Regions from separate parts of the Homo sapiens genome. Here region 2 is linked to region 1. Evidence: chromatin loops called from intact Hi-C (ENCODE). Cell type or tissue: HepG2. All regions are shown on one strand. Links, peaks and the distances in the headings refer to the core of each region. The heading gives the core; the rest is flanking DNA.

The links. Peaks named below come from ENCODE experiments on the same cell type or tissue, not always from the same donor. Only the 100,000 strongest peaks of a DNase experiment are listed, where the experiment ranks them.
Region 2: a loop joins it to region 1, with 2.7 times the contacts of the local background. A loop is called at or near these places in 1 of 110 quality-filtered maps.

Annotation. Positions count from the first base shown.
Region 1 is chr18:66,434,452-66,447,340 of GRCh38, forward strand. No RefSeq gene overlaps it. Among named protein-coding and RNA genes, the nearest start is that of CDH19, 160 kb to the right of the region's middle. RefSeq lists an enhancer at 4,751-5,676. In HepG2, for the core only: no CTCF peak of the experiment used is centred there; a DNase peak (open chromatin) is centred at 6,180.
Region 2 is chr18:66,484,694-66,497,223 of GRCh38, forward strand. No RefSeq gene overlaps it. Among named protein-coding and RNA genes, the nearest start is that of CDH19, 110 kb to the right of the region's middle. In HepG2, for the core only: a CTCF peak has its summit at 11,360 (motif pointing left); a DNase peak (open chromatin) is centred at 11,368.

The DNA of each region.
Region 1 (12,889 bases), core at 2,136-10,135:
CAACCCCTGCCTAAACTTCATTTTTAGATAGCTAGAATAAGCAAGTGACATGTAAAGAGAGAGGTGGTTGTAACAGGGACAGTGTAACAGGCTCTGGTGAGCCTCCTCAAAGTCTTCCTGTAGGTGAAGTCCTAACGGAGAGAAACCCAGCTATCCAAGCATTTGGAGACGCATTGGAGGCCTAATTTGTATATAATTATCAGGAATGCCCCTTCTTGCTGTAACGTGCAACTCTGAGGGTTGACTTACCATACCCTGTGGGCAGGGGTAGGGATATAATCAAGAGTACTTGTAATTCTGGCATATTCTTTAAATGCTAGAGAATAAGAATGAGGGATCCAACTCTGCTTTCTGATGGTTGACTGCTGTAAAGTTTTAAGACTCACTTTCTCCTTTTCCACTCTGCACCGCATTGGGACTAACTGATAAGAAGCTCCGTGTTCTCCCTTTTTTCATGCAGGCAGGAAATTCAAACCAAAAGTCCCTACCTGTGTGTGGGAACCCTGAGCCAGCACCTAACCCGATCATAGTAAGAACTCTAGCCAGTGTTCCTTTCTACTCTCTCAGGTCACTTCTGATCCATTTTGGAGGCCTGCCATGCTGCTTACAAAGACCTCAACTATGCATGCAATAAACTGTTTCATATATAGGCTTGTTGTCAGGTGGCATAATCAGTATTGACATCCTAACCAAATTGTGAGTAAGAGTCTGTGTTAGGGTTCTCTAGAGGAGCAGAAGTAATGGGAGATATATATATATATGTATATTATATATATATGTATAAATATGATATACATGATATGTTATATACTATATATTATATGATATATGATATATTTTATATATAATATATATTATATGATTATATATGATATATTATATATAATATGTACAATATATATGAAGGGGAGTTTATTAAGTATAATATATATGACAGGGAGTTTATTAAGTATTAGTTTACATGATCACTAGGTCCCGCAATAGGCTGTCTGCAAGCTTGAGGAGCATAGAGAGCCAGTCCGAGTCTCAAAACTGAAGAACTTGGAGTCCAATGTTGAAGGGCAGGAAGCATCCAGTACAGAAAAAAGACATAGAACAGGAGGCTAGGGCAGCCTCTCCTTTTCACATTTTTCTACCTGCTTTATATTCACTGGCAGCTGATTAGATGGTGCCCATCCAGATTAAGGGTGGGTCTGCCTTCCCCAGCCCACTGACACAAATGTTGATCTCCTTGGCAACACCCTCACAGAAACACCCCGGGTTAATAGTTTGCGTCCTTCAATCCAATCAAGTTGACACTCAGTATTAACCATCACAGGGTCCATCCTCCTTTTGCAAGGTGAGAATAACAAGGACATAAAGGCAAATGGCCTGATAATGAATGGAAAGAACATAATTAGTTTCAACATTAAAAGGAGAAATATTTTCAACCTTCAAAATTATAATGGCGTTAATAATGATCTCAGATAATACTTCAAAACAAGATTTTTTGTCATAATTTATACAATTGTATATAATAGGATGTTGAGAATGAATGCTTAGCAGCCTAGATTAATGGTGAATGACACAATTGGTGAAGAACATAATTGTTTTACAATTCTATACTCTAAATAGAGCTGCAACCAGTTGAGGCTAAAATGTCCTCCAAGCATTATTAAATCTGTAGGCCAATTAAATCTGCTACCCTGATCATAACACCAGCCATATGTCCCATATAGAGTCCTTCTCCTGAACCCATGGTTGTAAGCAGTTAATTTGCGGAGAGGGATCATCAGGTAAGTACATAGTCAGAGGCATGCATTTTGGAAAAGTGGGGAATATTGTAACTTTTTCGGCTCCTTCACCTGTGGAATAAAAATAGAATGTTCCAAAAAGTTGTCAGGTTACATTAGAATCACCTGAAGAGGCTGAAATACTTTCAAGGGAGTTCATTTCTAGTTACCTCTGGCTAGAATCTATTTAGGCAGTGGATCTGATGTGTCCTGCCCTTCCCAGGCAGGATAAGAGACATTGAAAAGAGATGAAAGAAATAAGACATGCCATGTAGATGTCAAATAATTTAATATAGTTTTTGTGGTGGTAATATATTTTCTTCCTGACTCTGTTTAAATCTTGAGGTGTCCTTTCTAAATAGACATTCAGTAGTAAACAAGCATGCATGAGTTTAAATCTTTTAAATGAATCCTTTCCTATGGATTCATTGTGTGAAATAGTAGTACCTAGATTCCATTTCGTAAATCCTTTTAACCTATTATAGCACTTGATTGCATATTTTATGGTAAGATATACTTTCAGTGAAAATATTGGTATTATACATATGCTTTTATGGCAATCCCAGGTCCTACAGTCCATTTCACTATGTAAATGATAATAAGTATTTTGCTTACATTATTTGTTAAAATTACTATTTTTAAAATGTTTTGTTTAAATAAGGCGATACTTTTCAATTTATGTTATGGAAGTTGGAGACTTACCAAAATACTTTAAGATGAGAAACTGTCATTATTTAATTGTCGTGCATTCTTAGAAAAGTTATGATGTATCTTACATGAGCCTTAATTTGCCTTGAAGTAAAATGATGGGGCTGCACTAAATCACTATGACTTTGGGAGACCACACAGAACAATATTTAAACAATGGGCTCAGGAGTCAAATTGCTTGGTTTGAAAGTGTAATTCTGTCTTTTAATAACTGTGAATTTGACTAAGTTACTAAAACTTTCTGCTACATTTATGACAGGGATACTTGAGTATTAAGTACTAAATACTTACAAAAGTACCTGAAATTAAAGAGAGAGAGGGAGAGAGAGATTAGATAATATAATGAATTACTCTATTAATAATTAGTCTTAAAAGTTTAGAAGAAATCACCTGATAGATCACTTACCAGCTAATACATTACCAAATAGTTTGTTTTAGTACATAACATAGGAAACAGCACAGCCTAGAATATAAAATAAACTCATTCATTTAACTATCTGACAAAGTTTTATTACAGTGATATAGAGATACTACAGTTACAAAGCCATGACTAGAATCTTTAGCTTTTTCCCCTTACTAGATGAATTCTATCCTGAAAATCTATGCATTTGCTAAAGTTGACATCCATCCATTTTTTAGAAGATCAGAACACATTTCACTATGTAGCAACAGGAAATCGAGGAAGCAGATGAAACATGAAATTGAATCTCATGAGTGATAAAGAGAACAATTACAGTACAATCACTTTAAGGTGGTATCATGGAGCCAGTCCCTCAAACAGCATGAACAGAAAAATCTTAGGACTATGACAAAACATATTGACAAATAATGGCTGGCAAATAATGGATGAAACTTCCTTAATAAGTTTTTATTGTACTTGTATTTCCTAGTATGAATCGTAATGATACCCATATATTAGATTTTTTTTCCCACTGAAGACTGTTGGGATTGCTATTTTTACTTTATTTATAATACAATTGAAATACTATATATTTTCACCTTAATTGCCAAATACACTCCTGGCTTTCATTGTTCACACTAGGCTAAATGAAACTCACTCGCATTTTAGTGCCCATAGTATTGGTACAGAATATTTCTTGGCACATTTACAAAATAAAAGTGTATGTTTATGATTGAATTTGCATAAAGAAATATAGGCCTGTGCTAGAGAAACTGTACTTGACCTCTCATTTAATGCTCGCTTCAACCACGGGTCCTAGGATCCAGTCTATGAAACTGCTGTTTAACATATTTGTCATATAATTCATTGTTTTGCTGTTGTATTAGTAAATGTGCACTAAGCTAAGATGCTATGGCATGAAATACTCAAGGAAAAGCTTGTAGCTTGTGAGGAGTTTATTTCTCTCTCACCTAATGCTGCAGGTAGGGCAGTTATCTTAGGTCTGTGTGGCACTCTTCTCTATTTTTTGATTGAGAGACTCAGGACCATGTGCTCCCACAGCTTACTCACCACTGACGTGAGAGAGGGCCAGTTGTCATCTCCAGGGGAGCAGCATCCCAAAAAGAAAGGGATACATGAATAAAATATGATTAAAGAGACCTCTTTCAGAAATGAGACACTTCTACTTACCTTCCATTGGCTGGTCAAATGATTACATCTGAGTGCAAGACAGACCAAAGAAAGCAGTTTGACCATGTGCCCATGATGAAGGGCTGGAGGAAAAATTTCTGCTAGAAAGCTAACAGTATCTTGTGCCTGTATTCATTTTCTTAATTTGTACTATGATAAATGTCCTTATTTGGTACTGCAGATATTATTAGGAGTTCTTAGTAAGAGAAATATACCATTCCAACAAACATTATTATTCCATTAATTAGTTGATACAATTCATGATAAAAAGAATGAATGCAGATGTTATTCACTTGTGTATTCATTCTGTTTTTCTCGCCAAAGGACAATTCCTGGAGGGTACAGATTTTGCCTTGTAAGCTCAGCATGCAGTAGTGTGAGTGTGACTGAAATAGTCTATGAACATGTCAACACTTTGGTTATGGCATGAAGAAATGTGGCTAGGTGAAATTGTCAGGAAGATTTTTACCACCTAAAAAGAAGAAAACTATATAAATTAACAGTGCTTTGATGATGCCACCAGTGATTTAGCACTTATTTATGACACTAAACTTAAATAAAAATATGTGCAAACAACAGTATCTGCAAATTAAAAGCAGCTTAATAAAGATTGGTCCAGATGAAGTGGTAATTCACTACCATGTCATATGAGGACTTGTAGCTCATTAGTTTATGGGATAAAAGAGACTCATGAGAATATGATAGCTGTTCCAGCTGTTTCCAATATTCAAAGAGACACATGTTGCTCTTTCTGGCCCTCCAAAGAAAATCTTGATTACTTGGTTAAAAGTTCTTAGCTCAATTTAAATAAACACACTCTATAAGTGATGACAGCAGTGGCCCATCTGGAGTGGCTGCTGCAAAGATGCTGGCAGCAGCAGGGGAGATGTGGCTGTGCTTCATGGAGCCAGGGGGAGCCAGTGGGGGCCAGGAACAGGTGGAAGCCCCACCCTCTTCCAAGTTGGAAGGGTGAGACCAACCTCCCAGGCTCAGCTACAGCCTCCCAGCCCAGCTGTACCTTTGGACTGTGCTCTCAGGGACCAGGAAGACCCCCTGCCCTTGCAGGCTCAAAAATGCCTGCTCCTGCACCCTGGTCTCTCCCCATTCCCAGCACCTGCATCGATTTCGGAGCAAAGTTGAGGCTGAACCTAGCTGTTGTTGGGACCTGGCCGGGTGTGTGTGTGCTTGGGGCACTGCTGACACACTATACCCCTGCCACCTTGGTCCCCTCCAAACTTTGGGTCCCAACAAGCATGGGAGGGAGGCTGAGAGGGTGCTTAGGGCAGCTCGGTGCAGGTCCGCAGGCACCCCTCGGCATGAATAGCATGGGTGTCGTGGACGGCAGGTTGATGGAGGCAGGAGGCAGATGGGCTCTTGGGTGGGAAGGGGCCAGTCCCTGGTGAAGCCTCACTTTCAGGCCTGGGAAGGCCTAAAGCCTGGGGGCTGGGCAGCTAGTTATGCAGACCAGAGTGAGAACTTATGGTGCTTTTTCGGCCTATCAGCATGCACTTCCTCCCCACTGAAGCTGATAAAATCCCCAGACTCAGCAAGACTGGGGCAGACATCATGCTGACCTGCCTGCAGAGAGGAATTACTCATTGCAGGTCTCCTCTGAGCTGTTCTGTCACTCAGTAAAGCACCTCTTCATCTTGCTTACCTTCCACTTGTCCATGTACCTCATTATTCCTGGGCACAATAAAGAACTTGAGACCCACCCAGTGTCAGGGCTGAGAGAGCTGTAACACAAACAGGGCTGCTCATCACATAGCAATTGACAAGGAAAGGAGAGAGAAGGAGAGAAGAGCTGTGGCCCTTCGGGGAGGCCAAACCTAGGAGCTCCCTGAGGCAGAACTGTGACACCCTCTTTGGGGCTCTGTGGTTCCCGGTGCCTGCAAGCTTCTGGGCACCACCGTGTTCTGTGGTACCTACAGTGGAATCCACTGATGGTATGCCTGGTCAAGCCACAGCCTCACAGGGAGCTGGTGCCTGTGCTGGTGCCTGGGGTTGCCCACCCTGCTTAGTCAGCGTACCCGGCTCTGCACAGTGGCTGGACTCTGCACTTGTTTGTTCACACACCCCTCTCTGCTCTGCACCTGGCTTGACCTTGGCAGTCATGGGATCCAGGCTAGTAGAGCAAGCTGAGCACAAACTGCCAGGCTGAGCGGGTGGAATGGGCCCAGCGGATCTGAGCAAAAGTTGGGCTAAAGGGTGACTGGCCACAGAGGTTTCCGGCTGGTGAAGCAACACCCAAAGGATCCTGTGACATAAGTAGTTGCAGTTCAAAATGTAGTAGGTTAATCAGAAAGATAGGGAATCCTCAGTCTCTTGAAGTTGTCATAGAATAAACTCTGAATATTTTGTATAGACAGAATCCATGCATTCTATATGTGATAGGGTAATGATATTTATAGCTCATGTGGAAATGATAAAATTTTAGATCAAAGCCAAAGTAAGGATTTAAATAGCATTGTTCCTAAAGGGAACTTAAGGACTGTATCAACTTAAAGTTTAGTTTTCTAGACAATGTTTCAAAGATAAATGCCATTTTAAACATTTTGAAAATATCTCTATTATTATTTTAATAAAGAGAGAACATTGCTATTCAAAAGAACAAAGGATATGTTTTTATATGTATATATATATATACATATACATATATATACATATACATATATATTATTATTATTATTATTTTTGAAACAGGGTCTCCCTCTGCCAGCTGGAGTGCAGTGGCATGACCATGGCTCACAGCAGCCTCAACCTTCTGGGCTCAGGTGATCCTCCCATCTCAACCTCCAGAGTAGTTGGGACTACAGGTGTGCACCACCATGCCTGGATAATTTTTGTATTTTTTGTAAAGACAGGGTTTCACCATGTTGCCCAGAATACTCAAGCTCATGGGCTCAAGTGATCCACCCACCTTGGCCTCCCAAAGTTCAGGGACTACAGACATGAGCCACAGCATCCAGCCTAACTTAATATGTCAATTTCAGGTAAACCAATAAAGTTGTGTTTTATTGAATATTTATATTTTATAGTTAAATCATTTCTTTTTTTTTTTTTACTGATTTCCTTTAAAAAAGTATTTTATGCTGTGGAGATGCTAAAGATAAATCATGGTTCTGGAGATATAGGAATTTACAATCTTGAAATTGTTTATAGAAAATTGCCACATGTCTAATTTTATTATGTATATATAGCCCATTTTGTAATTCTAAATTCCTAGTCAAAATAAAATTATAAAATATTACACTTGAGGAATAAAAATGGCATTCTTCACAAATTTATTTAGGTGATCTTACACATAAAATTATATTTAATGTACAGGTTTAAACTTTTAACTTTATAATAAGAAACATGTTATTGCTATTATCAATAATTAAATCATTATTACAAGACCTCCATGACTATCTGGGAAATGCCCAAGATGGCCCAGGTATTGGTACTTGTTGTAATTAGGCACTGGAGTGCTTTGGAAGCATTTTATACAAAGTCTCTACTCCTGGACACAAAGTAGTTCACCCCTTATCTTTGATTTCCCTTGCCTTGGTTTTAATTACTTTTGGGCAACCTTGATCTGAAAATATTAAATGGAAAATTTGGGAAATAAACAATACATAAGTTTTAAATTGCACGTCGTTTTGAGTAATGTGATGAAATCTCCTGCTCAGGATATGAACCATCACTTTGTCCATTGTATCCAGGCTGTACATGCTAGTTGCCCATGAATCATTTAGCAGCCATATTGGTGATCAGATTGATATCACAGTGCACACTGCTTGAGTTCAAGTAACCCTCATTTTTCTTAATAATGGCCCCAAAGTGTAAGGGTAGTGATGCTGGCTATTTGGATATGCCAAGAAAAGCATAAAGAGCTACTTTTATGTGAAAAAGTGAAAGTTCTCCACTTAATAATAAAAGGAAAAAAAATCATATGCTAAAGTTGCAAAGGTCTAATGTAAGAACAAATCTTCTATCTATGAAATTATGAATAAGGAAAAGAAATTTATGATAGTTTTTTTGTTGCACCTGAAACTGCAAAAGTTAGTCTGTGATAGGTGTTTAGTTAAGATGGAAAAGGCATTAAATTTGTTGGTGGAAGACATGGACAGAAATGTGCTCTGATAGAAGGTAATTGGATACTACCTGCAGCTTCAAGCATCCACTGATGGTCTTGGAATATAATCCCCAAAGACAAGAAGGGACTGCACAATTGGCCACTTTAGAACTTCTCTTTCTAAAGACACATTATTTTTCAAAGAAAAAGACATAAATTGTCTGACTTTATCTAGTTTGCAGCTGCATAATTTATGTGATGTTCCTAAGTAGCTCACAGAGTTAATAACTGAATTTTCTTAAAAATTATATTATAGAAAATATTTATAGAAAAATATTTCAACATGAGTTTGAATCCAAGGTGTTCTCACTTGTATGAGGTGACACTCAACAATGATTGGTTTGTTGAATGAAAGGTAAGGTAAAAGTCAAACAAACAGACAAACAAAAATCATATTGCAATTGCTCCTGTATCCAGCCTCCACGGATACATTTAATATCACAGCTTAATTGGCAAGCCATCTTTATTTCTTTTACCCTTGAATTGAAATTCATTCTCCTTGTAATACTGTAGACAATATTAAGACAATCAAAATGAGCTAAGATGCAGCAGTATATTCCATCTATGATTGCCAGAGCTTCCAGTCTCCAATGAAACTGGGAATAACGCCCTTTTCAGGTACACCCTTCCCTCTGTATCCCTGGGAGATTGCTTTCAGGACCCTTGGAATTACAAAATCCACAAGTGCTCAAATCCCTTATGTAAAATGATGTAGTATTTACATAAAACTGATGCACATCCTCCTGTATAATTTAAATCCCCACTAGATTACTTATACAACCAAATACAATGTAAGTCCTGTGTAAAAAGTTGTTTTACTGTATTTTTCTTTGAATTATTTTTTATTGCTGCATTATTAATTTTTTTATTTTAAAAATATTTAAAAACTGTAGTTAGTTGAATCTACGACTGCAGAGCCAGCAGATAAGAAGAACCAACTCTGTATCAAATCACCACCACATTTAAAGACAAGCATCTGTTAACAACATAAATAAAATTCAAATAAAAATAAAATATGTACATAAGGGAGCAACTATGAAAAGTATTTTTCTTGATTTTTCAATAAACTATCTATGACTCAGCTGCAGAGAGCAAGTCTACACAGACCTTTAGAGAAAATAAGAACAGTGTATTATATATCTGCAAAATATTTGGAAATAAACATACATAAAATAATGGCATTATTATTTTACTTGGTATAAAAACTTAATTTTAGTTACCATTTGTGTGTTGTTGATTGATTGATTGATTGATTGAAACATTGGTGAGCCAGCATCCATCTCTACCATCAATATTTGTCTAGAATTCAACTACATAACTCATAATGCAGTATATCATCATGCTTCCCTTCCTTTTGCTTCCCTGTATTTATGCAGCAACAAAAACCGCCTTTGCTCTCTAAATAACTAAAAAAGTGAATTGCTTGAAAAGTAACCAAGATGACAAAAATATAACACTATGCCTTTGTAAAATAATTCTAACACCGTGGGGTGCCCAAGTTTCTGACCAACTGCCTCTTTTTGGAGGCTGAATTAAGAGAACAATGCATTGCAACCAAAGCCCTCTGTGGCTATCTTCACAATCTTATTGCCTGTTTAGTTGATTTTTGTGTGTGTGTGAGATTGTACTTGGCAACAAATTACTTCAAATTGCAGTTTATGTAATTTTCCCCAGCTTTTGAGAAGTTTTCTTTAATATTCCACCAAAGTTCAGTGTTCATAACAGTATTTTAAATAATTTTCTGGATGTTTATGATAATATACTGGGAAGTTAGGACAGCTGGTAACAGAAACATATAGAAGATCATAATATTGACCTTTGTCTTGGTTGAGTTCTTCAGGAAAAAGACCTGGAGATGGTGTCTTCAGTAAGTTTATTGAGATGTACCTTTGTGATGATGATCTGTGGGGAAATGAAAGAAAGAAGTAGGACTGAGAAGAAAAATCATTGAAAACCTGGAAGTTGCAACAAACATTTCAAATAATCCCACAAGGACCTGTAAAGGTGGCATACACTTTTAAAACTGTTGTATAAAGAAGCAAAGTGTATCAGCCTTTATATTTTCGATGTTGACTAATATTGATTGCAAGTTATTCCAAGAAGGAGCATGACCTTGGACATGGCTGATAGAAATTTCTATAGAATGACTTGGCTAAGAGCCCTGAGATGCCAATGCTTCTAGCACCTAAAGGAACAAATGCTTTAGTCTTGAAGGAGGAATCTGGACAGTGCACCGTGTCATCTACTGCAGTCATAAGGCTAAAATTGCTATCAACTGAAAATATTCTTGGATGTTATAATACTTGTTCCTGTCATAACCACTTATAAATTTGCTTGAATGATGGTTCCAAATTCTCATTAAGTTTTGATATAGAAAGCTGCAAACTGGAGCTAAGCATACACAAGTTGAGCTACAAAACTATGGATACAATATATGAATTCATGTCTTAATAATTTATATCTAGCCAATTACTATCTGAAGTAACAATTAAAGGTATGCCTGAATTATTGTAGCAATTTTTAGTAGATGCCAACATGTCTCTGTGTGTATGTGTATATGTATATATACTATAGGCATGTGCTATATTTAGATTGGGTAAGCCTCTATGCAAAAGTATGGTCCTATTTGTTTGGTAACCTACAAAAAACACATGTATCATTGACACAATATAGATCTTTAAAAACTAATGTTTAAATAAGAACAAGGCCGGGGACAGTGGCTCACGCCTATAATTCCCAGTAATTTGGGAGGTTGAGGTGGGTGGATCACTTGAGGTCAGGAGGCTGACCAATATGGTAAAACCCCATTTCTACTAAAAATCCCCCCCCAAAAATTAGCCTGGCATAGTGGCAGCGCACCTCTAATCCCAGCTACTTGGGAGGCTGAGGCAGGAGAATCACATGAACCAGGAGGCGGAGGTTGCAGTGAGACAAGTTCACGCCACTACACTCCAACCTGGGCAACAGAGCTAGACCCTGTCCCAATAAATAAATAAATAAAATAAGAACTGAATATATGTGAGGTCTAATAATAAATCCCTTTATACTCTTCAATTAAAAATTGAGGTAAAATACATAATACAATTTACTATCTTAATTATTTTAAAATGTATACCTCAGTGGCACCCAGTACATTTACATAGTTGTGCACCATCACCACTGTTCATTCACAGAAGGCTTTTTATCTTGTAAAACAGAAACTCTGCCTATTATACAATAGTCACAATTCCACTCTTCACCCACCCCCTAGAAACCACCATTCTACTTTGTGGTCCTAAGAATTTGGCTACACCAGGTACTTCATATGAGTGTATTCATACAGTATTAGTTCTTTTGTGGCTGGCTTATTTCACTTAGCATAATGTCTTCAAGATTCACTCATGTTGTAACATGTGTCACACTTTCCTTCTTTCCTTCCCTTCCTTCCCTTCTCTTTCTTTCCCTTTCTTTCTTTCTTTCTTTCTTTCTTTCTTTCTTTCTTTCTTTCTTTCTTTCTTTCTTTCTTTTTCTTTCCTTCCTTCCTTCTTTCCTCCCTCCCTCCCTCCCTTCCTCCCTCCCTCCCTTCCTTCCTTCCTTGCTTCCTTCCTTCCTTGCTTCCTTCCTTCTCTCTTCTCTCTTCCCCCTCCCCTCCCCTCGCCTCCCTCCCCTCCTCTCCTCTCCTCTCCTTCCTTTCTTCTTTCCTTTTTGGGACAAGGTCTCCCTCTGTCTCCCAGGCTGGGATGCAGTGGCGCGATCTCGGCTCACTGCAAGCTCCGCCTCCCGGGTTCACGCCATTCTCCTGCCTCAGCCTCCCAAGTAGCTGGCGCCTGCCACCGCGCCCGGCTAATTTTTTTTTTTTTTTTTTTTTTTTTTTTTTTTTGTATTTTTAGTAAAGACGAGGTTTCACCGCATTAGCCAGGATGGTCTCGATCTCCTGACCTCGTGATCCGCCCACCTCGGCCTCCCAAAGTGTTGGGATTACACACGTGAGCCACCGCCCTCGGCCGACTGTACAAATAGCCTTTTGGGATCCCATTTTCAATTATTTTGTGTATATACCCAGAAGTGGAATCGCTGGATTATGTTGTAATTCTAGGTTTAATTTTTTGAGGAATGACCATACCATTTTTCATAGCAGCTATACCATTTTACATTTTCACCCACGGAATACAAAAATTCCAACTTTTCCGATCTTCACTAACACTTGTAATTTTCTGGTTTTTTGAAAGTACCTATCCTCATGAGTCTGAGGTGGTATCTCATTGTAGCACTGATGTGTATTTTTCTAATAATTATTGATATTCAGATTTTTCATGGGCTTATTTATTATTTGTATATTTTCTTTAAAGTAAATGTTTATTCAAGACCTTTTCTCATTTTTAAATTGTGTTGTGTTTTATGTTGTTGAATTGTAGAAGTTCTTAATATATTCTGAATATTAACTCCTTTTCAAATATATGATTTACACATATTTTCTCCCATTTCATTGGTTGCGTTTTTACACACATTGATTGTGCCTTTTGATGGGAGGCATTTCTAATTTTTAAGTGATCTAATTTATCTATTTTTTCCTTTGTTGACTGTGCTTTTTGTGTCATATCCAAGAAATCGTTGCCAAACTCAATGTCGTGAAGTCTATTCACTTTCAAAAATGTGCTTTACTAGAACGCTGAGAAAATTTTAATGTTGGTGCAGTTTTTCATGTGTAAGTTTTACCTATTT
Region 2 (12,530 bases), core at 4,531-12,530, 53 kb after region 1:
TACTCAACAGAACTTGATAATGGATTGAATGTGGGTGACAACAAACAGAGAAAATGATATATTTTAACCAACAATCTTGCCCATCATCTCTTAGCACTTCCTGACATCTTAGGGACAGGAAGCATTTCCAGCAAGTTTCTTGTTAAGTTTTGCTGGTGAAAAGTTTGAAAGGCAGAGAAATAAAGCCAATTTGGAAGGCAGAAGAGAAGAAAACCCATTAATTTTCCTCAATAGCCTCAGGCATGTGCATGGTTTTTGGCAGATATTAATTTGTGCAGCTCTTTAGTATTTCCATGAAAATTTCCCTGTTTGGTGACATAGGCAGTTGAGATTAGTGTCAGAAGTTTTCTTGTATTTTTGCAAATTAATGATTTTTTAAAAATCAAAGAATGAATTTGAGAGCTAGCAATATTTTTTTTGACCATGACCTCTTCAGCATTCAAAAGGATTTTTTGGTGTATCATTTCCTATAGTAAATACCTATCTTCAGGAAAGAGTAGTTTCTATTTTTCTTGCTGACAGCTTGATGGCAGAAATGGGCCGAACTTCCCCTCCATTCTCATTATTTTAATTTTAACTCTACCAGAAGAGGAAGTTCTGTGAGTTCTGGAAGGTGAAAAATTAAAAAACAAAACTGATTATTCCAGTAACGGTAAGCAGACCATGGACATCGAAGGAAGCAATATTCTACGCCTTTGAGGCTTTATTATTTTTTTCCGTAAATTTCCTGTCAAGTGCTATAGACATCTGTGATCGTAGAGATTTTCCTGCAAATCTGGTAACTTTCTAATCCCTGATAACCAAATGGAAACTATGTAGTAAACTTTCTCCTAGACTTTTAAAAATGGAATCTTCTAATAATTTTATGCATTTAATTTCCTAAATTAAATTTTATCTCATTTGACTTACCAAGAGTGATAAAAAGCAAACTTAAATGTATACATTACTGTACCCTGTAATTTATGTTTAGCAAATATTAGATTAGGAAATAGAGTAAGGAAATAACGCATCTGGATTTTAAGAACAATAAAATCCTTCACAGTATTTCTCAGGATATTTTCGTAGATACCTCTGAGAAATATGGGTTCTATGATAGTGTTTGTACAAAGTGTATTACATGTTTATGGAAGTCCCTAAATTGAATTCTCCAGTTGATAAGGTGTGATGCTAATGATCTTTGATATAAGACTAATATGAAATTTTATGTTTTCAAATTTTCCATGACTTCAATTAAATTGTAGAAGATGTCATCATATTATCAAATGTAATAAATCTGAGAAATTGAAAGAATAGATTGTATACTCTTAAAGATTCTCTTCATCTTGTGATTTTTTGGGGGCCAGTTTACTAAGTTTTTTTTTTTTTACACTTGTAAAATCCAAATCTTTAGTTAATTTATAAGAAGCCATAGAGAAACTTTCACCTGCTTGGCACATTTTCCCAAGTTTGACATAGGCTCTCTAAAAATAATGTTGGTGTAAATTCATGCACCATAAATGCATGATAACATTCAGGCTGCTGCAGTTCATTTAATTCTTATTATCTTGAAATAGAAGGTGTCTATGACCCAAAAAGAGCAATGGTCTCTCTTAGCACAGTTTTAACCATTCCTCTTTTTGGATAAGTGAATTTAGTAAGGATAATTTATACCTATCCTAAGAGCCTAATTTATGATTTCATTGATCACTTATTAAGCACACAGCTCTGTATTATGTTCTGTGATTATTAAAGAGATAACTTTTTGGCATGATCAATTAGGATCAATTCAGAAAGGAGTAACAGAGATGAATAAAAAATCTAAGCCAACTAGTGATAAAAAAGACAAATAACCACTGTATCTTCATGTGTCCTGCAACGTGTCACTATGGGACTCTGAAAATGAAGTGACTTGCATTTAATCCCATTTCTAAATGTACCTCTTGATGCATTTACTAGTTTCAGAAAAAGGGCATGTGGATAGAGACAGTGCTTTAAAATTATTTCAGAATATGCTTTCTTAGTTTAATTTTAAAGTCAAGTAGACTGATTTCACACTGGACTATGTTTCAAAATAAAATTGCCCATAAAGACACTAGAGTTATATCCTGACAAATTCATGTTTTAGAAAAATTCCCATAATTCTTTAGTAAAGCATTAAACCCACTTCACTGTTAAATTATATAAGAAAAATGATCTACAGGCTTTTGCTTTAAAGAAATGACAGGGATGGCCACTACTTAAAGAAGATCTGTATCTTATGAGAAGTACTGTATATGATAATCACTCCACTGAAAGTGTCCATTCAAAGAAATGGCTGCACTGGGAGAAATTATGGGTGAAATGTGGAGTTATATGCTAAAAATCTAGGTTATTTCAAAGTCATGTAGTCTTCTCTTAACCAAGCTAAGTTAAAGCAGAGCTGACTGAAAAACCAGTAGTAAAGAAGCATCTTCTTTAAGAAGTGAAAATACCAGAAAATCAAGGATAAAAATGGCATTGTTGATCAACTGATCTGTTGATTGATTGTCCATTGAGCTATGGGACTATACCTAATCAGAGGGTCAGATAGCACTTAGCTAGATATAAGGAACATAATACACTTACTAGTTATAATAATAAAAGTTTACATATTAAGTATCATCATTTATAGTATACTTTCAGGTACATTTTCTAATTTGATCTTCAAAATCATCCCAGGTTTATTAAGCAGATGTTTTTAATGAATTCCTAGAAAGATATTAAAATATGAATAAGCAGGTTGTGAAAACCTAATTGGTTTTTCTCCTTTCTAACCTCTTCTTTCAGATAGATCTTCCTGTAATTGATTTTGCACATGAAAAATCTGAAGTAGGGGATTTAAATTACCTGCCTGTAACTGATAGAGTCAGTACCAGAACCCACCCTCCAGAGCATAATCAAGGCAAATTCTGTATCATATTGTTTAACTCTCAGGACATTGAAAATAAATCATTACTTAAAAGACTAGAGCACCAAACTATATATGTAGGTGTATTGTATTTCCAAACAATATCGTAGGGGTTAGAGAACTATGGCTGGTGGGCCAGCTATCTGAGTTTATGAATAAGGATTTATTGGACCATAACCATGCCTATTAATTGACGAATCATCTTTGGTTCTGTTATACTACAAAGCAGGGTTTTATAGTTTCCATAGAGACCGCATACACAGCATGCCTTAAATATGTAATATCTGACTCTTTTTAAAAAAAGATTTGCTGACTGCTGCCCTGGAATTCACAAGGGCCACAAACAATTTCCAATTACAACACAACAGTAATGGAAGCCTATAAAAGTCAGGCCCAAAGTGTGTACATTATCCTAAGAATTATGCATGTTTTGTGGTGTTGTCTCTTCATTATTAATAGTGTAATTATTTTAAATAAATGTATATATAACCATACTTATAATGGTGATTTTTAAATCAGATTTAAATGTATTAGAGAAAACATATCACTTAGGAAGATGGCCGTGCTGATTTAAATTTTAGAGTGTATATTATGATAAAAAAAATTTGGGAGTCTTCTCTGAGCCACTCATTAATTCTAAGAAAATAAGAAAAGAAAAAACAATTTTTAATGAAAAAATAATAAAAAGTTAAGAATTGTGTTGTTTTCTTAGTTAATTCAATCGAATCTAGGTTGTACTAGCCCATGTATGTACATATATATGTGTGTATATGTTAGTCCGTTTCACACTATTGACAAAGACATACCCAAGGCTGGGCAATTTACAAAAGAAAGAGGTTTATTGGACTCACAATTCTACGTGGCTGAGGAGGCCACACAATCATGGCAGAAGGTGAAAGACACGTCTCACATGGTGGCAGAAAACAGAATAGAGCTTGTGCAGGAAAACTCCCCTTTATAAAACCATCAGATCTCATGTGACTTATTCACTATTACGAGAACAGCACAAGAAAGACCTACCCCCATGAGTCAATTACCTCCCACTGGGTCCCTCCCACAACAATTGGGAGCTACAATTCAAGATGAGATTTATGTGGGGACACAGCCAAACCATATCAATATAGTATTAAATATTTTTACACAAGTTAAAATATATCACATAGTTTAACATTTTACAAACTAATTGATTTTATAAGGTTCTTCATTGCCTTATTATGCTGTGATTCTACTCTCTTGCCAGCCAACAAATTAATCTGTCACAATCTTATAAACACTAGCAGAAGACACAAGATTCCAAGGTCAGAAACAACAGCCTTCCTTACCCATTTTAAGAGTAGTAACAACAGTGTCAGAATTTGTGCCTGTTCCCCACCATAATTTCTCAGTGACATAATGCTCTAAATGACACCTACACATTCATGGGATTGCATTTCAGAAAAGGAAATCTGAATTTAAGAGCTTAGTTTTAGTTTAGGAAATTTGAATCTTTTATATTAGACAGTAAGCATGACTATTTTTTCTGCCAATGGGAGATGCTATCGTGCCTTCTAAGACTACAAACTCAACCTTTGCTCTTGACTGAAACACAATCTCTTCCAAGAATGTGCTATAACACATCTTTGAAAAGATAATTCAGAACAGAAAAGAATCAATGTTTCTGTTACAAAGTATGCAGAAACATAAGTGAACCAAGTAGAATCATTTTCCTACATATGCCTTATTTACCACATAAGGAGGTTTTAAGTTTTTTGTTCGTTTATATTCATATGTCAATGATTGATTTATGAAATTTTATAACCAGGTATTAATGCTTTTAAAATTTCCCAGGGCTACTTATTGATGCTTATTCTCATCAATGAATTTCTACTTATTTGCAAATACTGCAACATTTTATATAAGGAACTTATATATCCCTCATGGATAATGAGAGACAACTGTATTAGCAAAACAAGGTGCAGTTGACACCCAAACAACACGAGTTTGAACTGTATGATTCCACTTACATGCACAGTTTTTGCAATAAATATAGTCGGCCTTTCATATCAGAGGATTCCACATCTGCAACCAAATGCAAATCACAAATATATATTCAATGGATGAGAAACTTACATATACAAAGAGTCAGATGTGGGACTTGGGTGTGCACGGATTTGGGTATGGGGAAGTCCTGAAACCAATCCCCCATCGATGTCCAGGGATGACTGTATAATGGTATTATATTCCATTACTAGTCAGGAGTTTTTCCAACTATGGTAGGCTAGTTCAACCTTAGAAAATCAATAAATGTCTTCTACAACATGAACAAGTTAAAACAGGAAAACCATTATAGCAATTGTTGCTGAAGAAGTACTTTACAAAATCCAACTCCTATTCATGATAAAAACTCTTAGCAAAACAGAGGAAAAATTTGTCAGCTTGATGGAGAATATCATAAAAGCTTTATGGCTAACAACACAGGTAATGCTGAGAAACTGGACTTTTTTACACTAACTGGGGAAAAGCAAAGGTATTTCCTCTCACCATTCCCATTCGACATAATATTGGAATTCATAGCTGCTGTGATTATACAAGAAAGTAAAATGAAAGGTGTACAGATTGGGAAAGAAGAAATAATGTATTTGTTTTTTGTTTGCTGATGACATCATTGCGTATTTAGAAAATCATAGACAGTTGAAAACAAACAAGCAAAAACCTGAAACAAATAAGAAAGTATAGCAAGGCTTCAGGATACAAGGTTAACATACCAAAGTCAATTGGTTGCTTATATATCAATACTAAACAATCAGAAATCAAACTTGAAATGCATTTACATTTATACTAGCAACCAAAAAATTGAAACCCATAATAAGAATCTTTAGAAAATCAAAAATCCATGGAAATCTACAAAATTCTGATAAAATAAATCCAAGGAGATCTAAATAAGTAAATAATTTGACAGATAATTTTGTTCATGGAATGGAAGACAACCTTGTCAATTCTCTCCAACTTGATCTTTAGATTCAATGCAATTTCAATACAAACCCAAGAAAACTACTTGGTAGATATAGACAAACTACTCTAAATTTTCTATGGAAAGCAAAATATTTAGAATAGCCCACACATACTGAAGAAAAGTAAGCTATGAAGGATTCCCACTATCAAGTTTCAGTCTTGTTTTAAAGCTACAGTTATCAAGAAATCATGGTACTGTCATGGAAAAATGGAACAGAATTGCCAGCCCAGAAGCAGACCCAAACAAATATCGTCAACTAATATTTGAGTAAGTATCAAAGTGAATTAAATGAAGAAATAATATTCTTTTCAGCAAATGATGTTGAAACAATTTGGTGTATGCTAGCAAGAAAATAATAATATAAACCCAGACAGACATTACACCAGTCACAAAAATTACCACAAAATGGATGATACACCCAAATATAAAGCCTAAAACTATAAAATTTTGAGAAAAAAATATTATATAAAAATCTATATATTTTGTTTTTTTAATGATTTCTAGATGTGACACCAAAAGCATGAGCTATGAAGTAAAAATAAATAAATAAATAAATAAATAAATAAATAAATGTTATCTTTTACTAGAATAAAATATTCCACCCTGTAAATAGCACTGCTAAGAGAATTAAAAGAAAACCACAAGCCAGGAAAAAATATTTGACAATTATATCTGATAAAGTTTTTCTATCCAATATACAAATAACTCTTAAAACTCCATAATATGAAAAACAACCCAATTAAATTATGAGGAAACATTCTCAATAGACATCTCACCTAAGAAGCTATACAGATGGCAAATAAGCATATGACAAGAATGTCGTAATTCATTATTGCGAAACACAAACTGAAATAATAATGAGATACAACTACACACCTATTAGAATGGCTAAAATCCAAAAATTCTCAATACCAACTGCTTATGAAGATGTAGAGTGAGGGTAACTCTTATTCATTGTTGATATGAATTCAAAATGCTACCTCCTTTTAGTTTCTTCTCCACCCCCACTGTTTTCCTTGACTGGTTAAAAAAAAAGTTAAAAAAGAAACAAAATGGTATATCCACTTCGGAAGACTATTTGGCATCTTCTTAGTAAGCTAAATATAGTTTTACTGTATGATCAAGCAATTATGTTCCTAGGTATTTATCTGACTAATTTGAAAATGTATGTTCACACAAAAATTCACACAGAAATATTTATATCAGCTTTATTTATAATTACCAAAAAGGGAAGAAACCAAAATGTCCTTCAATAGGTGAATGGATCCACAAAATGTGGCACATTCATGTAGTGAATTCGTATTCAGCTATAAAAGACATGAGCATTCAAGCCATGAAAAGATGGAGGCAACTTAAATGTACATTGCTAAGTTAAAGAAGCTAGACTACCATATTAATCTGTTCTCAAGCTGCCCAAGACCGGGTAATGTATAAAGAAAAAGAGGTTCAGTGGGCTCACAGTTTCACATGGCTGGTGAGGCCTCACAATCATGGCAGAAGGCAATGGATGAGCAAAGTCATGTCTTACATGGCAGCAGGCAAGAGAACTTGTGCAGGAGAACTCCCATTTACAAATCTATCAGGTCTCATGACACTTATTCACTATCATGAGAACACTATGGGGAAAACCACCCCCACCATTCAATTAGCTCCACCTGGCCCTGCCCTTGACACATAATTTGGGTGGGGACACAGGCAAACCTTCTCAACTACAAAAGCTACATATTGTCTGATTCAAATTATATGGCATTCTAGAAAAGACAAAAGTATAGAGAAAAGTAAAATGATCAATGGCTTTCTAGTTTTTGGTGGAGGGGAAGGAAGGTTGAATAGATAAAGCACAGGGAATGTTTCAGGAAAATAAAACTACTAAATATGATACTGTAGTTGAGGACACCTGACACTAGGCACTTGCCAAATATCGTTGAATTTTATACCACAATATGAAATTTAATATAGGTTAATAAAAATATGACAAAACAATGTAACTTGTTACAAATGAATGAAAAATATCACTCAGGGGGAGAGTTGCTGACCTAAGTAATTTTGTAAATGAATGGATTTTGTAAAAATAAAGGTGAAAGAAAATTGTAAGCCCTGTTATCTAGGTGATAAAGTTTTGTCCAACAGGAGTACTGGTTAACAATCCTGATATGATGGATGGCAGATATTAGAAATCAGGTTTCTCACTGTTGGAGTGAAGCTTAAAGATAACAAGTGTAGAAGGCTAGAATCATCCATGACCTAGTGAACTATAATTAGAAACACCAATATTAATTCTGTACACTTAATGTTGACACACACACATCTTATACACAATCATGAGGGTATGCCATTGAGACACAGGACTTTCAATGGCCAAAGCTGAAACAATTTGAGCAACAGAAAAAACTACTACTAGATTATAACCCCAAAATATAAAGTAAATATTCATGAGTTCATACTGATATAAATAAATGATCGAATGAGGAAAACAGATCAATATTCCTTGCAAAAGAAATCTGAAAAAATATGTGGGTACTCTGATCTCAATGAGAGGAAGCACAATCCCCCACATCTTAAGTGGGGGCTGCACATAGTTACTTATTTTCAAAGACTAATATATGAAAAAGGGGAAAAAAGAGTAATTTGAGAGTGGAGAAATATAACAACCTCTGTCTTAGCCAGGTAAACAAGGTCAATATTAGCAGTGATAAACCATGTTGATAGTATGTAGTTTTGAAGTGATATGATGAAAATGGCAATTTACCTCTGTGTTCTTCCTCTCAAACACCTATTAGCCTATCATAATCTTTAGAAAACCATTAGTGAAATCCCAATATTTCTACAAAATGCTTTATTAGTACTATTCAAAACTGTCAAAGTCATAAAATAAATAAATAAAACCGTGAGAAGCCGTCACAGCCAAGTGGATCCCAATGAGACTTAAACACTGAAAATAACAAGGTATCCTGGAACCGAAAAGACATTAGATACAGATGAATTGAACCAAAAAAAAAGAAATAAAAAAAACAGTTAAGATCTAAGGAAGTCTGAATAAAGTATGGACTTTAATACTAAAGTATCAATAGTGGTTCATTAATTGTAATAAATGTACTATACTATTGTAAAATATTAACATTAGGGAAACTGAGTATATCGTATGTGGGTATGGGAATTATGTACTATCAACAATTTTTCTGTAAATCTAAAATTGTTTTTAAAAATTAAGCATAGTAAAATTTTCCTGGGAGGTAAACATTTGTGGTTGGAGTTGTTTCACGTCAAATACTATACAACCTTCCCTGCAAAGTGAATGGCACCCGTAGAATGGTATAGCACAGTGTCCTCTCTCCCTATCATGTAACCAAGCTTCCTGCCATTAGTTTTTGCATTTGCTTGGCCATCAACTTATAGCCCAATAAATGAGATTCACTACCTGAAGGTTTGACCTACCTTTGAGGTAATTCTCATTTACCTGCAAGCTGAACAAGGTTCTAACATCCATAGAAATTCCACCATGGAGTAGGTAAATATGCATGAGGCACAGTATCATGTCTGCAAAGATCATGTCAATGACCAACTCCTAAGCTCCTCATTAAGCTTTTTCCCACCACACAGCTCCGCTGGTCCCCCCCACTGGGATTGAGTAGCCACTGGGAGGATCGCTCCTCGATTTTCCTAACCCACTTTGTATTTACCTCTAAAAGCATTCCAATTGTGAAAAATATTTTGATGCACTCCCATCTTTTGAATATAGTTTTTTGGTAATGAAAAGTGTTGTGTTTTTTTGTTTGTTTTCCCAGCATCTACTGAAGTGCTTGGCATATAAAGGATACTTAATAAATATGCACTAATCGGATGAATAAATGAAACTTGAATATGAGTGCTGGCCTTATTTAAATTAGAAAGAGGCTGGGACGAGAATCTGTCAGAGGGAAGTCTCCATCTTATGGTGTGATTTCTTCCCATTCGGTATACACATATGCACGTACAGAAATTTTCTTTATTTACCTCATAGAGTTGTGATGAGGAAATGGGAAATACTGTTAAAATGTCTATCTGTGTGTTTGTGTGATTATGTATTTGTGTTTATCTCACAACTTCCTGTATTAGAACCAAGTCATCCTAAAATATGAAACCACATAAGAACCATCCTAAAATATGAAACCATATAGGAATCTTTTAAAATGTCTGTGTGCTTGTGCATTCATGTATTTGTGTGTTTATCTCACAACTGCCTATATTAGAACCAAATCATCCTAAAATATGAAACCATATAGGAATCAGGTCGATACCACATTTTATAGCTATTTCATGATATTAAAAAGGAATTTTGAAGCTTGAGTAACAAAAGATTTTCTAAAATTTGCATTTTTATCATATTACTTTTAGTAGTTGAGGGACAATTTGGAGACATATTGTCTTACAAAGTGGTTTAATACTCATTTAACTATATGAGACTTAACTTTTGAAAATATTAAGAAAGCCATACACTATAGTACTCCAGAGAATATCTACCTATTTTTTGAGTATTCCAAGCCAATATCTCTTGATTCTTTTATTATTAATGCAAAACACTATAGGTATGCTATCTAAAAATTCATTATTATTCTGATCTTCTCAAATCTGGGGCAATGTCTTAAGGCAAAGGCTAATTGTAAAAGCCACATATCAGAACATTTCTACTTGAATTAAGGAACTGCCTGGAAGAAGAGAAGCATATGGAATTGCTTTATAAAGGTGATGATGATGTTGAAATTCTTATGTCTCTCAGTGGGACTGTTGCCATGTTCAACATATTTAATACATTTAAGCATTTCACCTTGCAGAAAAGCAATTAGAAATCATAAGGGAATACTCTGATTTACTTAATGCTACGTAGAGTATAAAAATAAGTAGAAATGATTAAGGAAGGGAAATTTGGGACTGCAATCTGCCTCAGGGATGAGTGTACATGCCATAGAAAGCAGCATTTGGCTTTTGGAATATTGCAGCACGTGGCAAAACAAGAGCCAGCATGGAATGAATAGCTCTGCCTCCATAATGCTCTTTGAGTTCAAACCCCAAGGTTCCACAGGCTTTGTGCAACCAGTTTTATCAGGACAAGAGAGCACATAATAGGTAGCACACGATTCACAATGGCAGACACTCTTCTGCAATCTGGAATATTCACTAAATAGGCTAACATGATTCATTCATAAAAGTCTAATGACTCTCAGTGCTAGTTATCATTATACATTTTAATAAAACTATCAATTATTTTTGACTAATATTGCAAACAAATAACATAAAAAATAAAAGCCATAAGAAATTTAGCATTTAAATTAATATGATATAAAATTCTGTGTGGAACGATACTACTTCTGTATACCTATTAAATCACATTCTCTTCATCTGAGCTGGTAATACTAAATGCTTGTCTCGGCACAAACTACATAAAGGCCCATATGCAGCCACCTAAGCAAAAATAGGTAGAAGGCACCCCCTGCTGGGGGAGATCATGCGGATGACTTGTCTACTCTGCCTTTGCCAGACCATGGTCAAGCTGCATTTCAGCAGTAGGGACAAGACATTTTAATTACTTAGTATCACAGTAATGATACAATGCTAATAACTGTCACCATGCTGTAATGTTTTCTCCAAAAATATTACCAAGAAAGGATTTTACATTGCTTGCTTTCTACCATAGACTAGAAAGCAGCCACTTAGCCATATTTGTCCTTTGAAGATGTGTCTAGTTATGCAACTCCTGATGTGTTTTTTCTTGTTTTTGCCCTTTACATGTTTATTATTTCAGAGATTTGCTTGGGCCCTAAATTGAAACACAAGACATTTTAAAATATGGACTCAAGTGAAAAACACCAATTAAGTTGACTGGTATTGTCATAAGTTAGCCACCTTAAAATCAATGCCATATTTGAAAATGTATGTTTGAAGGTCCAAAATAAAATGGGTTATATATATATATATGTTTTCTGTGTATATATATATGATTTATATATATATATATGATCTGTGTATATATATGTTTTCTGTATATATATATATATATATATACACACAATTTTTTTCTGTACCTTTGGATATTCTGAGTGTGTTATTTCTATGGTTGATTGGCACCATAATGAATAATATAATGATAATAATAATAATAAATACAATATGTGACATGTAACCTAATAATAGAAACTCAGACTTAGTAGTGACATAAATGGACAGATGGATTTATTTTTGAAAAAAGAACGCTATTCCCCTCCTTAATCCATCTATGTGAATATATAATATTTATACAGTATTAACATCTAAAGTAATAGAAAAAAACTTTGGCAACCATAAGTAACAAAAGCCCCTATGTTACTAACTGAATGAGGTGGTGCAAATGGACAGTCATTATTCTGTAATGGACAAAAGCCTGGAATCTAGAACTTGTTTTCCTGGATTTAAGTTTTATAAATAAAAATATAAATATGGTTTATTCATATATATATATATATACATATTCCTTATATAATAGCATATATAGTGTATTACAGGTTTTCTGAAGTAATAAGACCAGCTTACTTCTGGGGGAACTCTGTTTTATTTAGGCTTCAAAAGGACTGCTTTAGAAGATATACTGAAAAAAATATTTTTTTCAATGATTCTGAGAAC